2 separate regions of the Homo sapiens genome follow, and region 2 is linked to region 1. The links are chromatin loops, found by intact Hi-C in ENCODE. Cell type or tissue: pancreas. All regions are shown on one strand. Region 1 overlaps ELP4 (elongator acetyltransferase complex subunit 4). Region 2 holds the start of PAX6 (paired box 6).

Region 1 (2,500 bases):
TGGACATTTACGTTGGTTCCAAGTATTTGCTATTGTGAATAGTGACGCAATAAACACACGTGTGCATGTGTCTTTATAGCAGCATGATTTATAATCCTTTGGGTATATACCCAGTAATGGGATGGCTGGGTCAAATGGTATTTCTAGTTCTAGATCCGTGAGGAATCACCACACTGACTTCCACAATGGTTGAACTAGTTTACAGTCCCACCAACAGTGTAAAAGTGTTCCTATTTCTCCACATCCTCTCCAACACCTGTTATTTCCTGACTTTTTAATGACCGCCATTCTAACTGGTGTGAGATGGTATCTCATTGTGGTTTTGATTTGCATTTCTCTGATGGCCAGTGATGATGAGCATTTTTTCATGTGTTTTTTGGCTGCATAAATGTCTTCTTTTGAGAAGTGTCTGTTCAGATCCTTTGCCCACTTTTTGATGAGGTTGTTTTTTTCTTGTAAATTTGTTTGAGTTCATTGTAGATTCTGGATATCAGCCCTTTGTCAGATGAGTAGGTTGCAAAAATTTTCTCCCATTCTGTAGGTTGCCTGTTCACTCTGATGGTAGTTTCTTTTGCTGTGCAGAAGTTCTTTAGTTTAATTAGATCCCATTTGTCAATTTTGGCTTTTGTTGCCATTGCTTTTGGTGTTTTAGACATGAAGTCCTTGCCCATGCTTATGTCCTGAATGATATTGCCTAGGTTTTCTTCTAGGGTTTTTGTGGTTTTAGATCTAACATTTAAGTCTTTAATCCATCTTGAATTAATTTTTGTATAAGGTGTAAGGAAGGGATCCAGTTTCAGCTTTCTACATATGGCTAGCCAGTTTTCCCAGCACCATTTATTAAATAGGGAATCCTTTCCCCATTGCTTGTTTTTGTCAGATTTGTCAAAGATCAGATAGTTGTTGATGTGTGGTATTATTTCTGAGGGCTCTGTTCTGTTCCATTGGTCTATATCTCTGTTTTGGTACCAGTACCATGCTGTTTTGGTTACTGTAGCCTTGTGGTATAGTTTGAAGTCAGGTAGCATGATGCCTCCAGCTTTGTTCTTTTGGCTTAGGATTGACTTGGCGAAGTGGGCTCTTTTTTGGTTCCACATGAACTGTAAAGTAGTTTTTTCCAATTCTGTGAAGAAAGTCATTGGTAGCTTGATGGGGATGGCATTGAATCTATAAATTACCTTGGGCAGTATGGCCATTTTCACAATATTGATTCTTCCTACCCATGAGCATGGAATGTTCTTCCATTTGTTTGTATCCTCTTTTATTTCATTGAGCAGTGGTTTGTAGTTCTCCTTGAAGAGGTCCTTGACATCCCTTGTAAGTTGGATTCCTAGGTATTTTATTCTCTTTGAAGCAGTTGTGAATGGGAGTTCACTCATGATTTGGCTCTCTGTTTGTCTGTTAATGGTGTATAAGAATGCTTGTGAGTTTTGCACATTGATTTTGTATCCTGAGACTTTGCTGAAGTTGCTTATCAGCTTGAGGAGATTTTGGGCTGAGACGATGGGGTTTTCTAGATATACAATCATGTCATCTGCAAACAGGGACAATTTGACTTCCTCTTTTCCTAATTGAATACCCTTTATTTCCTTCCCCTGCCTGAGTGCCCTGGCCAGAACTTCCAACACTATGTTGAATAGGAGTGGTGAGAGAGGGCATCCCTGTCTTGTGCCAGTTTTCAAAGGGAATGCTTCCAGTTTTTGCCCATTCAGTATGATATTGGCTGTGGGTTTGTCATAGATAGCTCTTATTATTTTGAGATACGTCCCATCAATACCTAATTTATTGAGAGTTTTTAGCATGAAGCATTGTTGAATTTTGTCAAAGGCCTTCTCTGCATCTATTGAGATAATCATGTGGTTTTTGTCTTTGGTTCTGTTTAAATGCAGAATTACATTTATTGATTTGCGTATGTTGAACCAGCCTTGCATCCCAGGGATGAAGCCCACTTGATCATGGTGGATAAGCTTTTTGATGTGCTGCTGGATTCAGTTTGCCAGTATTTTATTGAGGATTTTTGCATCAATGTTCATCAAGGATATTGGTCAAAATTCTTTTTTTGTTGTGTCTCTGCCAGGCTTTGGTATCAGGATGATGCTGGCCTCATAAAATGAGTTAGGGAGGATTCTCTCTTTTTCTATTGATTGGAATAGTTTCAGAAGGAATAGTACCAGCTCCTCCTTGTACCTCTGGTAGAATTCGGCTGTGAATCCATCTGATCCTGAGCTTTTTTTGGTTGGTAAGCTATTGATTATTGCCTCAATTTCAGAGCCTGTTATTGGTCTATTCAGAGATTCAACTTCTTCCTGGTTTAGTCTTGGGTGGATGTACGTGTTGAGGAATTTATCCATTTCTTCCAGATTTTCTAGTTTATTTGCATAGAGGTGTTTATAGTATTCTCTGATGGTAGTTTGTATTTCTGTGGGATCGGTGGTGATATCCCCTTTATCATTTTTTATTGCGTCTATTTGATTCTTCTCTCTTTTCTTCTTTATTGGTC
Region 2 (2,500 bases), 65 kb before region 1:
GTGTGAGAGCGAGCGGTGCATTTGCATGTTGCGGAGTGATTAGTGGGTTTGAAAAGGGAACCGTGGCTCGGCCTCATTTCCCGCTCTGGTTCAGGCGCAGGAGGAAGTGTTTTGCTGGAGGATGATGACAGAGGTCAGGCTTCGCTAATGGGCCAGTGAGGAGCGGTGGAGGCGAGGCCGGGCGCCGGCACACACACATTAACACACTTGAGCCATCACCAATCAGCATAGGTGTGCTGGCTGCAGCCACTTCCCTCACCCACACTCTTTATCTCTCACTCTCCAGCCGCTGACAGCCCATTTTATTGTCAATCTCTGTCTCCTTCCCAGGAATCTGAGAATTGCTCTCACACACCAACCCAGCAACATCCGTGGAGAAAACTCTCACCAGCAACTCCTTTAAAACACCGTCATTTCAAACCATTGTGGTCTTCAAGCAACAACAGCAGCACAAAAAACCCCAACCAAACAAAACTCTTGACAGAAGCTGTGACAACCAGAAAGGATGCCTCATAAAGGTGAGTCCGCTTCTTTCTTCTCGCTTTATTTTTATTGCAATATTCAGACAGGTCTCCCCCTTCCTCCCCCCTTCCTTCCTCCCCTCTCGCCGGTCCCCTCCCCCACTGCTACGCCGGGAGAGTTGGGCCGGAGAAGTTTCCACGCAGGAGCCCAAACTTTCTACTTCCAGCGAAAGCCCGCGTCGGAGGGCGACTGCCGGCGAGCGGGAGCGGCGCAGGGCTCGGGGCGGGCGGCCAGCTCAGCCCCAGCGCCAGCGCCAGCGCCAGCGCGGGCTGAGCTCGCGGGAAGAAGGGAGACTCCAGGCGCGACAGCAGCCGCGGCTCCTAGCCCCAGCGTCGCCCAATGCTCCCGACCCGCGGGAAAAGACGAAGAGGCTCTGTGGTGCCCAAGGCCCTGGAACGGCCGCAGAGAGCAACCGCTGCCGGCTGCTTTGTCCAGCCCGAGGCCCAGCGAACGCGCAGAGAGCGGGCGCTCCGAGGACTCGCCGAGGGAGCGCCGAGGGAACCTGCTCGCCGCGTCTCCGCCCGCCCGCCGGCCCTCGGGCTTTGTGCCGCACTGGGCTCCGGCGCAGAAGAGTCAGCCGGCACTCGAGCGCCGAGGGGGGCACCGCGCCCGCCACCAGCCCGAGTGGAGTCAGTCGGCAAGGCAGCCGCACGCTGGAGGTAGAGGGAAGAGCGAGCTAGCGCGAGCCGGGAAGGAAGCCACCAGGCCAAGGCGGTGGAACGCGCGCTCCGAGGGAGCTCAGAGCCGAGCGGGAGGACTGTCAGCTTCCACCCAGCCCCCGGGCTCTTGCCCCCAACTCCACTGGAGCGCTGAGCTCGGAACTTGAAAACTCTCTGCTCCCCAGGCTTCCCCCGACTCTCATCTCCCTTGCCTTGCGGAGGCTGGGGCTCTTCCCTGTTCTCCGGCCCCCTGCGCTTGGTGGGTATTTTTCCTTGTTTTCCTCTGATCCAGTCTCACCAGGTGTTGGGATTTCAGCAAGTTTTGAGGTGCAGAGTTGGTTTGCTTTTTTGTTTGTTTTACTCCGAATCCCCTTATGTTTTTCTTGGTAAGGCCTTGAAAATAAATCTGTATGAAAGCATTGGCCTTCCCCCTCGTCTGATCACTTCTTCTCCCGGCTAATTAGTCGGAGTAATTTGAGAGCTTTCGATTCTAAGATCCCAGGAGGAAAAGTGTCTTTTCAAAGTTCATAAAGTTGTTGCCTCTTTCCTTGTGCAGATTTTCTCAGTCTCCCTGCGCCATAATAGCCCTGAATTTTAGCAAGTGTAATTGGGGGAAATGGAGTTGAATTTCAAGTGGAAATGCTTTCTTTTTCGAGTGCTAAAACCTGGCTCTTCATTCATGAGCGATTTCTAGAAAGTTTAAAAACAAAGTGAACGTGGTTTCTTTCTTTCTTCCTTTTTATTTTTCTTATACTCTCCCAAGCTCCCTAAGCCATTCTGGACGTTTAACTCGAACTTGGGAAGGTTTTAGAAGGGGCTGGGAGCAGAAAATGAAATGAAAGGCAAAGAGCTTGAGCCTGGCGAGTTTACTGAAGAGAAATAATAGTTGTTGCGGTTGACATTACATTTTTTATAGCCAGTGACCTTTGCAAAAGCGTGAAGGCAGTTTGATTAGTTGTTATCTTATTTGGCCCTAGAGAGTAAAACTTTGTCATCATAATTGCTAATTACTCTTTTGGCTGGGGGCGGGAGGACCGAGAGCTCTCCCCTTTACCTCAGTTAAAGAGTTTGGGGATGGAATTTGAGAATTAAGTAATTAAAAAAAGAACAGCATTTGAAAACTGAGGCTTGTGTTGGGGACAGAGAGGTGGGGGCAGTGACCACTCTCTTGTGGTCCAAGGCTGGGGCGACTCCAAAATGTCTGGAGACTCCTTCGTTCAGGATGTGGTTCTATGGCCCCAGCGAGGCCGTACAGAGCCTCGGGCTGAGCTGGGGGGCTGAGGCTGCAGTTGGGGGTCTGACCTCTCCGGTGCACAGGA

The links. Hi-C counts contacts between places; a loop is a spot of excess contacts. Peaks named below come from ENCODE experiments on the same cell type or tissue, not always from the same donor. Only the 100,000 strongest peaks of a DNase experiment are listed, where the experiment ranks them.
Region 2: a loop joins it to region 1, with 4 times the contacts of the local background. A loop is called at or near these places in 2 of 110 quality-filtered maps.

What each region holds. Positions count from the first base shown.
Region 1 is chr11:31,743,998-31,746,497 of GRCh38, reverse strand. All of the region lies in intron 9 of ELP4 (elongator acetyltransferase complex subunit 4), which reads right to left. All of the region lies in intron 2 of ELP4-AS1 (ELP4 antisense RNA 1), which reads left to right. Among named protein-coding and RNA genes, the nearest start is that of ELP4-AS1, 23 kb to the left of the region's middle. In pancreas, no CTCF peak of the experiment used is centred here; no DNase peak of the experiment used is centred here.
Region 2 is chr11:31,808,846-31,811,345 of GRCh38, reverse strand. It overlaps PAX6 (paired box 6), which reads left to right and starts at 24. Exons shown (of 14, transcript NM_001368894.2): 1 at 24-231; 2 at 331-518. RefSeq lists enhancers at 129-186, 1-458 and a promoter at 1-241. In pancreas, no CTCF peak of the experiment used is centred here; DNase peaks (open chromatin) are centred at 1,055 and 1,225; H3K4me3 peaks cover 949 bases; H3K27me3 peaks cover 2,198 bases.